Linked DNA regions of Homo sapiens: region 2 is linked to region 1. Evidence: chromatin contacts called from ENCODE Hi-C or POLR2A ChIA-PET data. All regions are on one chromosome and are shown on one strand. The core of a region is the stretch at or near the end of the contact, and the rest is flanking DNA. Distances in the headings are between cores, read along the strand shown.

The links. Hi-C counts contacts between places; a loop is a spot of excess contacts on that map. ChIA-PET counts read pairs that join two places held with the same protein, here RNA polymerase II (POLR2A). Pooled maps may share reads with other maps.
Region 2: a loop to region 1 is called in a pooled map, with 6 times the contacts of the local background. The contact joins two enhancer-like sites. A Hi-C loop is called at or near these places in 2 of 50 pooled maps. POLR2A ChIA-PET finds 5 or more read pairs at or near these places in 3 of 52 experiments (AG04450, activated naive CD4-positive, alpha-beta T cell and naive thymus-derived CD4-positive, alpha-beta T cell).

What each region holds. Positions count from the first base shown.
Region 1 is chr4:15,301,354-15,306,581 of GRCh38, forward strand. All of the region lies in intron 1 of C1QTNF7-AS1 (C1QTNF7 antisense RNA 1), which reads right to left. Among named protein-coding and RNA genes, the nearest start is that of C1QTNF7-AS1, 120 kb to the right of the region's middle. Within about 2 kb of position 2,223, at least 2 of the 41 ENCODE cell types and tissues checked have a DNase peak (open chromatin) inside an H3K27ac peak, as active enhancers do.
Region 2 is chr4:15,448,757-15,453,984 of GRCh38, forward strand. No RefSeq gene overlaps it. Among named protein-coding and RNA genes, the nearest start is that of CC2D2A, 19 kb to the right of the region's middle. Within about 2 kb of position 3,180, at least 8 of the 41 ENCODE cell types and tissues checked have a DNase peak (open chromatin) inside an H3K27ac peak, as active enhancers do.

The DNA.
Region 1 (5,228 bases), core at 973-3,472:
GGCAAGGCAATCAAGGATGCCAATGAAGATGCAAGCCTGTGTCCTCCACAGGCTTACAGGATAAATTCAAGAAAACATGAAGAGGAAGATGAAAAAAGGACCAAAAGAATGCCCTGCTGCTGGTCTTTTTCTCAGCTTTAATTACGCCCCTGCTTTATATAAAAAGATACTATGATTTTGCATCTACACAATAATTTTGTTTAGTTTGTTTGAGCGTGGATCTGTACATCTCCCTGCTTCTTTGGTAAATTCAGCTGCAGGGTGTGAGGTAACCCAGGAAAATGGAAAGGTAGCAACTGCATCCATTGGCGTTAGCTCTGTACAGATGAAAACCATCAGTCCCTATCACATATAAATTTTAAAGAAAACTTTAGGATGTATACAGTGTTTACCCAAAGGCTAGTCTCTATCATGGCAAACTTTGCTAACTTCTCATCCACCACCTAATTTGTAAATGTTGGGATGACCCTACACTCAGTCCTGGGTGCTCTTTTCTACTTTCTTTACCTTCTTTCTGCAGGTAAAATTATCCATCTCCATGCCTTCAACAGCTACCTGCATTGCATTTCCATATTAGCCACTGAGGGTTAGGATACGCTGCAATAACAAACAATCCCCCCAAACCACAGGGGCTTATCGCAACAAAGGCTTATTTTTCACACAAATTGTGCTGGGTGTCTGAATGGCTCTCTGAGTCAGCTATCCTCTATGGGATGGTTCAACATTTCTCTTCTGTGTCAGAATGAGCTTCCATCATTGCTGTGATAGGAGAAAACTAGCTGGTTGAACCTCACATGGGGAATTAATTGATTTGCCTGGAAGCAACATGCATCACTTCCAATCACATGTGACTGTCCAAATCAAATCACAGGGCTCTACGTCATGCCTACCTTATCATCCTCACATCAGTCATCTGTTTCTGACTCCTCCCAAAGGGTCCTTTCCCACCCTGGGGATGTCCCAAAGCTGGGTTGACTGTTGCTGTAATTGACCCCAGTGATTCAAAAGTCCCCATTCTGCCTCCCTCGGTCCCTTGTTACATTGATTTTGAACTTTGCCACATGATTTGCTTTGGCTGCAGAACAATAGAACATGGGATACAAGCAGATACCTGCTCACTGGGGCTTACTGGCTCTTGCTGCTCTTCGGAACCCTGACTAAACCATGAGAACAAGCATAGTAGAGGATGAGACAATGCAAAGAGAGATAAGGCATCCCATTTGGGGACCTTTACACTAAGTGTCCTGTCAACCTCTAGGCATAAATGGAGCCACCCTACACCCCCCACTGCCAGCAAAATGCCAGCTGACCATGGAGATTGGCCAAGATATCCTTGAGCAGAAAACCATTCAGCTAACCCTAAGAACTGTGAGAAATAATCTATGTTTGTCATTTATAGGTGTTTTGTTACTCAGCAAAAGCTAACCAATTGCATACTAACAGTTCTGTTGAGACGTTTTTCTTCTCTTAGCTCTTTACCCCATTGTCTTCCTTTTTATCCTTCAGGCTTTGGGTGAAATGTCAGTATTTTTAGACTCTACTTGTGAGAGCTTGCTTTTCACAAAATCCTCAGCAATTATACTTGGCTTATAGCTTCTGAATATGTTGGAGCTCTCACATGGTGTTCATTAAAACCTTCACGTTGGTCTGTGTGACGATATCTATTATACTCATCGTACTGTTTACCTCCATTCCTTTTATGTAATAAATTCCCTGTCATTCCTAGATTTTTACATTATGGCTTTACATTTTGCCATGTCAGCAAATCTTCCTAAGATATTCAATTTGATTTAGTAAAAATTACTGAGTATCTACCACATGACAGGCTAGGCACTGAGTATTTACAGATGAGCAAACCACAGTTCCTGTACTTGACAATCTACAGTCATAGAGCAAACAAGTGAGTAAGTGGAATGCAGAAAACAGGATGCTTATAATAGCAGAAGCATGAAGCAGTGACCTAGCAGAGAGACAGGAGAGACTCGGGTGAGGGAAGGGGAAAGCAAAGCAGGATCCATTGAACAAGGCTTCCCAGAGGAAGGACAGAGCTGCATTTTAAAGGATGACGGATTCACAAAGCAGGGAGAGGGCATTCCAGGCTGAGGAAAAAAGCATAAGTAAATCAAAGAAGCAAAGAACACAGGGATTGGATAACAAGGTCAAGGGTAGACCACAGGCAGTTGTGTGTTACTGGCAGGGAACATGGAATAGGGAGTGGTAAGGAATGAGACAGGCTGAGGAGGCAGGGGGCCAGGGGATAGCAGACAGTGCAGCCATCTTAGGCAACCCAGATGCTTCTCCTATCCTTTTCCATCTCTTTTTATTGGCCTTAAAACGGTGGGTCATCAGTATCTCACCCATCTCCACTCAACCTCTCCACCTTCTGACATGAAGGTTATCCAGGCTGACTTTAGGATAACAATTTCCTGCTTCCTGAAGCTGTTCTTTCTCTTTCTTCTTAACTGCACCAGCTGCCCTTCCCTATCCTACCCACCCCCTCACCAGCATATCCCACATAGACACAATGTTTTCTCTTCCATTACTGATTTCATCAATGACTCTCCTTTTCCTCTTCTCCCCTTATTGCAGGCCATATCACACACTGAATGACTTCCAGAGGAGAGAAGACATTCCAGGCAGAGGCCAACATGTGACCAAAAGCGAAAACCACTGACAAGGGCAGGAAGGAGGTTGGAGCCAGAGGTGATCCCAACAGAAATTTATTATCTGGGCTTGAGTCAAAGGTTTATATCCAGGGAGTAGTGGGTGTTTGGTGAGTCGTGAGTAGGAAAAGGAGGCAGCAGGTAGGCATGGTGGGTCTTGTATAACAGGCTGAGGAGTTTATATTTCTAACCTGAAAGCAAGAGGGAGCCCCTGCAGACTTTTCACCAGATGATTCTGTGCTATACTGAGCAACCTGGAGACGGGCCATACATCGCACTAACATAAACTGCATTACCCCAGGATACAGAAACTGTTGCCAGGACCTTGTTACCAGAACAAGCACAGGATGAAAGGATCCAGAAAGAACATGCCAGTGCTTTGGGAGTTCTAGGTGGGAAGATCACTTGAGGCCAGGAGTTTGAGACCAGCATGGTCAACAGAGCAAGACTGTCTCTACAAAAATAAAAATAATTATCCAGTTGTGACAGCAGGCACCTGCAGCCGTAGCTACTTGAGAGGGTGAGGCAGGAGGATCGCTGAGCCCAAGAGTTCCAGGTTACGGTGAGCACTGATTGCAACACTGCATCCCAGCCTGGGTGACAGAGCGAGACCCTGTCTCTTAAAAAAAATTTTTAAAAAAGGGAAAGTGTGATTATATAAGAAAGAGTGGTCATGCTCTGATTATGTGTCAACTGTCCTGTGTTCTATGTAAAATAATGTGATAGGCTCTTTATGTATGTTCTCTCATTTAACCTAATTAATCCCCACAATAGCCATGTGAGTTAGAAATTATTATCCCCACTGTTCAGTCAAGAACTGAAGCTCTAAGAGATTTAATGCCTTGAGGAAGTTCACATAGCTGGTGAGTGATGAAACTGACAACCAGGTCCATCCCCAGTGTACAACTCTTGGCTGCGCAGTTACTGTATGGCTGTTGTTCGTAATCAACACCCACACAGTAACAGTAATAGTAATGGGAGAAGCTTAAACTGACAACCTGGCCCTTTAAGGGGCTCCACACAGCCCTAATTTAGTGAAGCTCTTCCTCCCATATCTGTTAAGATACAAATCTGTACTTGGTTAGCATTCCATCTGCAATTTCATGTCAAAATGAATTTTATTCCTGCACACTCTTCTTTTAAATTCCAATCTCTATTTCTATCATTAGTTTTCAGTTTTAAAGTGACCACAGAGACCTCCTTGACCAAAGCCTTCTCTCCCCTTTTGCACTTTGGTTATTATGATTTACTGGTTGGGGCCTCCCTGATGAAGGCAAGTGGACAGACAACCCTCTTTTCTTGAAGGAGTCCATTAAAACCCAGCTATTGAGCCAAATGCAGTTATGTCTCTTCCCTGATACTCTCTCTCCCTCACACCTGCAACCACTTTCCCATTCCATCTGATAAGGTTTGTCCTTCAGGAGTCCTGTGTCTTCTCCCCCATCCATCTCAAAGCAGTCCAGAGCTTTGGCCTCCAGCTTGGATTTCCCCACCCCACTCTAAACAGCTCTCTTACTTTGCTCTACTGACCCAGATCTGTCAATCACTTTACAGCCATGAATATCCAAACCCTCCACTTCTTTCAAGTCCAGCTGTCACTATTTCCTCTCACACCTGGATCTTTATCATTTCTTCTCAATTTCTCCTGGCAACTCATCAACACTTCATATGTTATCACTCAAGGAGTTAGGCAAAACAATGGTCCCCAAGGTGTCCACACTCTAATCCCCAATACTTAACAATATGGAACTTTACATCGTAAAAGAGACTTTGCAGATGTGATTAAATTAAGGACCTTGAGATGGGAAGATGGATGATCCTGGATTTTCTGGGTTGGCCCAATGTAATCACAAGGGTCCTTGGGAGTGATACAATGCAAAAACTCAAACAATCGCAGCTGGCTTTGAAGATGGAGAAAAGAAACTGTTAACTAAGGAAGGGAGATGACCTCAAGAATCTAGATAGGCAAGAAAATGAACGCCCAACCCCAAGCTTCCAGAATGAAATGCAGCTCTGCCAACACCTTGATTTTAGCCAAGTGGGACTTGTGTTGATCCATTAAACTATAAAACTATAGAATAACAAATTTATGTTGTTTAAGCCACTAAGTTTGTGAGAATTTATTGAACCAGCCATAGAAAACCAAAACATTCCCTCAGTGAGTCCTCCCAGAGATTAAAATGGAACTTAGATTAACTGAACTTACTCCAGATATGAGAACTGGGAGTCTTGTTTGAGTCACTGAAAGTTGACCAGAGAACACTTCTTGCTAGAATTCTTTCTGGAAACTTTCCTGAAACCATGGTTTCTTCATCTCAGCGAGCTGAGTGCTCTCTACCTTCTTGCTACCCAGGATGGTCCATGGACCAAGCAGGCGTAGCAGCATCCAGTAGCTCATTAGGAAACAAGAAATGACAAGAAGCCTGCTGACTTAGAACCTGCCTGTTAAGCAGAGCTACAGATGATTCGGAAGCACATTCAAGTTTGAGATGTACAGTGCTCCAATTCGGAAGCACATTCAAGTTTAAGATGTGCAGTGCTCCAATTCGGAAGCACTTTCAAGTT
Region 2 (5,228 bases), core at 1,930-4,429, 150 kb after region 1:
TGGCTTCACTTTCAGGAAGGGTATTGCCTTTATTTATTGCAAAGATGGCCACCAGCAACTCAGGTTTGCATTTTGCAGTCCGAGCAGGGGGAAGAAAATTATCTTTCTCAATAATTCCCATGAAATACCTGGAAATGACAGCCTTTTGATTCTGAATGGTTCTACTTGAATCATGAGCCTATCCCTCAACCAACAATTGGCCAAGGAAATGTGATGTTGCCATTGACCAGGCTTACATCACAACCCAGCACTAGAGCTCAAAGAAAAATCCATCTCATCTAAATCACATGGACAGAGGTGGTAGGAGGAGGAAGAAATTATTTCCCAAAGGAAAATGAAGATTTCAGGTCAAGAAAAAGAGAGATTAATTAATTGGCAGACAAAATTAACTAGAGATTTCCTAAGCTGTTTTCATATAAAATCAAAACCACATTTATTTTGTCTGCATGATGCAAAATAAACGTGTTGCTAGAATGATTTTTCCCTGAAATAATCTAATTTTTGATAATATTTGGTCAGAATTGGCTAAATATTTCATACTGTAAAAGCCTGGCATCTGTGATGATCTCATCCTACAGGCTGTCATAATGCTGATCTCCAATGGCCACTTTTAATGAAAGAATAAATTATTTCCAACTGAAATACTTCTTCTTCCCCTCAAACTCTCTGATTTTTGACATCAATACCCTAGAATAGGCAATAACATATGCAACTATTTTAGATAATGATAAAAAGAAGAGGAAGAGCATCCTTGGAGATAAGTCTCTATGGTATCAAAAAGAGCCAGTTTGAGGTTGCATAGAAAAGAGAACACTTACACACTGTTGATGGGAGTGTAAATTAGTTCAACCACTATGGAAAGCAGTACAGCAATTCCCCAAAGAGCTAAAAATAAAACTACCATTCAACCCAGCAATCCCATTACTGGGTATATACCCAGGGGAATATAAATTATTCTACCATAAAGACACATGCATGCAAATGTTCATTGCAGCACTATTCACAACAGCAAAGAAATGGAATCAATCTAAATGCCCATCAATGACAGAATCCATGGTACATATACACTGTGGAATACTATGCAGTTATAAAAAAGAATAAGATCATGTATTTTGCAGGAACATGGATGGAGCCAGAAGCTATTATCCTCAGCAAACTAACATGGAACAGAAAACCAAATACCACACATTCTCACTTATAAGTGGGAGCTAAATGATGAGAACTCATGAACACAAAAAAGGGAAGAACAGACACTGGGGTCTACTTGAGGGTGGAAGGTGAGAGGAGGGAGAGGATCAGAAAAGATAATTATTGGGTACTGGGCTTAATACATAGGTGATGAAATAATCTGTACAACAGACCCCCGTGACACGAGGTTACCTATGTAACAAACCTTTACATGTATCCCCCAACCTAAAATAAAAGCATTTAAAAAAAAAAAAAAAAGGAGCCCGTAAATCCAATTCATTCCTCAGCCAACACATAATGACAGCCCTGAAAGGAGAGATTAAAAAGCTACTCTCAGTTGTTAACTACATTGCTGACCTCATGTTTTCCTTCTTGTTTCCTTGAGAGATCACCAGTCAGTGTCTCATGATACCAGCAGTTACCATTTACTGTGTGCCTAGTAAATGGCACCATACTGGATCCTTTCAGCATGGTACTTTATTTTATCCTCAGGAAAAGCCCCTGTCAGTGGCGCATTCTTCTAACCTCTAGAGAGAATTCAGTACCACTCTCACCTTCTTCCTCTCTTAAAAAAAAAAAAAAAAAAAAAACACCCACACACAGAAAAGAAAAGAAAAGAAAAGAAAAGAAAAGAAAAGAAAAGAAAAGAAAAGAAAAGAAAAGAAAGAAAAGTAGCATTTGTATGGACGTTGGGATGGAAGCTTCCCAAGTTCTGGGATGCCGCTTCAGCATCAGAATGGAGAAGTTCAAAGACTCTCAAGGCCACATACCAAGTTCTCTAGGGGTTCTTCTCTCTCCAGGATGTGCCTATCAGTGTTCAGGCAGAAGGCAGCATAACACTTTCAAAAGGATTTCACTATGGAAGGTCAAATGAAAGAACTGTATTAAAGGTGCAGGTGGGGTGAAAAGAACCATGCAGGGATGCTGAAGTATCCAAGGACTAGCAACAGCAGGAATGCTTCACCATCCCAAATCCTGAAAAGGAGGAGAGGCAGTGGTGGTTGCAAAGTGCAGTGAAGAACTGGAGACTTGGCAGAGGGACCAGCCTACAGGAACTACACCTGCAGAAGAGCTCAGCCACTGCCAGAAGTAGGGAAGAAGCCAGGACTGTGAATCCCCTGACCACCCTCTTCTACCTTTCAGTCTCCTATTTATACCCCTCACTGGTCAAAGCCCATGACTCCAGGTGCCCAGATAGTCTTGGTGATGCAGTGCACAGAGATGAACTTCTTGGGCAAAACTCAGAACAGACAGGGATAGAAGATGGATGGGAGCCAGGAGAGAGGGTAGGAGCAACGGAAATCAACCAGCACAGGGCTCCCCTCCCAGATCTCTTCCTTCTCTAGTCTCTCTAAAACTCCACACAGCTTATGCAATAAAACTGGCTTCCTGTTTTTACTGGTTCCTTGAATGCATACAGCAGAAGGAACATTTTTCCAGAGCTGTGTAATTTATGCACAAGGAACCCTTGAGTCTCAGATGTGGCCCAGCTCCACTTACAAAAAAATTGCATGGGATCTTGGAGTGAAGTCCTTGGACTGATGAACAGAGGGTTTTTGCCACAGTGTCCCTCCTAAGTCCCTCTCCTAAACTTGCAACAGCAACAAACAGCTGGTGGAGATTTAGGAGTTCAAGATTCTAACCTAGTAGCTTTCCAGCTCATCATGAGTTAAATACTCTTCTTACCCCTTTAGAGGTAACAGTACTGAGGCTCAGAGCAATTGAGCAATTTGCCCATGACAAGCCTTAATAAATGTGGGATATTCTAGCTCTGCCCATCCACCTCCAATGCCCATGCCCTGTCATGAGCACACACACATGCACTCCCCTGCCTCTCAAGGCCTCTTCTTTAAGACATGTTTTCACAGCAAGATCATTGCATTATGGAGGAAATGCAATATCCACAATTATCTTCCTTTGATCCTAGCAAACATCATTTTCCTCTGACCTTAGCTGGGAGCTAAGCCTGTCACAATCATGACTGGCTTACTCATGATCAAAATATTCAGTGCGGCCAGAACATGCAGCTCGGCAAACTCTAAGGAGTCCCAAATATAACAACCTACTTTGCTCTGCCCAAGGAACAGAGACTGGCCCCAAAGGATTGATGCTGACCCTCTGCATTTGGTTTAGTTCCACAAAAGGAACCTAGGCAATCTTTTAGCATCATCGTTGTACTATCATGCTTAGAAAAATCCAGGCAGTCTAAATTCCTCTATACACACTACACATTCTTGTCAAGATTAATCCTAACAGAAGCCAGGAGCAAGTAGGACCACACATTCCACAGGCCTTGTGTGTTCCCTAATGTGGTTTGTAGATCAGCCTGAGACATGCCAAATATATTGGGTAACTGAAGACTCTTTTGAAAGAAAAGAAAACATAAAATTTGCAGTGCTGTACCATGGTTTTCAAGAGACTCATTGATCCCTTTTTATTTCTGCTCTGCATCACTGTTTCCTAAATTTGGTAGGAATCTTGCACTTTGAGCCAGATCCTTCTTTTTTTAAGGGCTGTCCTGTGCATCATAGGACATTAGCAGCATCCCTGGCCTCTGCCCACTAGATGCTAGTAGCATCTCCACCCAACCACGTGAGTCATCACAAGCAACAATATCTCCCATCATTGCCAAATGTCTCCTGGGGGGTCAAAATTGAGAACCACTTGTGAACCATATCTGTACAGTCTTGTCATGGTGAGAGAGTCTACACAGCCCCCCAAATCTACTTTTTCCAACTGACCTTTATTTACAGAAATGACCCCATAGCTGCTCCTCATTTCAGGTATGATATCTCTTCCCTTGTGAGAATCCCAAGTTAAAGAGACTCCATCCTGGAAGGTGTACAGGAAGAGCAAGAAACTGTGCCCTCATCCAAATTCTCTTTTACTATAGCCAGGATTTTTTAAAATGTTTTCTAAGATACAAAAATCACCAAGTCTCCTATTTCTAAGAATTTACTCCAAGAAAATAATTAATAATGTGTGCAAAGGTTTAATTGCAGAAAGAGCCCTGCAGCAAAGCTTGCAATATGGAAAATTGAGAAATAGCCTCAACATGGGTGAAATGAGCTGTGATACACTCATCCAATGAAACAGAGTCATAAAAAATGATGAGGATGCCCCACCAGGCACAAGAGCTTGCACCTGTAGTTCCAGCTGCTGGGGAGGACTGCTTGAGCTCAGGAGTTGAGGCCAGTCTGGGCAACATAGGGAAACCCTGTCTTTAAAAAAAAGAGGATGGAAATGTATTGGCACCATAAGATATTCACAAAATATTAACTAAACAAAGTAGATGACTGAGGAATATTTTCAGTACTCATTTCATTTTTAAAGTCTGTTTGCCCATATGCATAGAAAAAGTCTAAATTAAAATATTAATGGGGAATTTTAAATCTCTACTCTTTTGACCTTTATTTTTAATTTTTACAATAAACATTGTACTCATTTTACATAAAATATTTTATGTATGCTCTTAGGCTAGTTGCATATTATTTTGTTTCCAAAAATTGCAGAGAAAATGTCTAAGGAGAGAGAAATAAAACTCTTAGGAGTTGAAGTGTAAAACACGATATCATTCTTAAAGTTTCCTGGTGGCGTACCTGGATGTCTATTCCAGAGGATTTTTTAAAGCAAGATTACCACCAAGTAATACTAGTTTATATGTTTTTAAATTGTTTCTTCCTAACTAGAACAGGGAGGGAAATTAGTCTTGAGTTTACATCATTTTATTGAGTTTTTCTTAGTCCAGAACTATGAACCCAATGGATTACAACAGTATGAAGTCATTCAGAACCAATGCATTTGTCAGATGGCAAAGGCATTTATGAGCAGCTATATGAAGAAGACTGAATTCATGGCTTCACTCCAGTGCCATCATGGAGGTGGCAGAACTTACCGAAGTAAAGACTTGCCCAATATAGTTAGGGTTCCAAAAAATGATCTGCTAGCACTAAAAGGAGAAAAATCATAAACTCTAAGGGGTTGCATAGATGCTCTTTCATTACAAAAGTACTATCTTTTACAAGATTGTGAGATGCTGC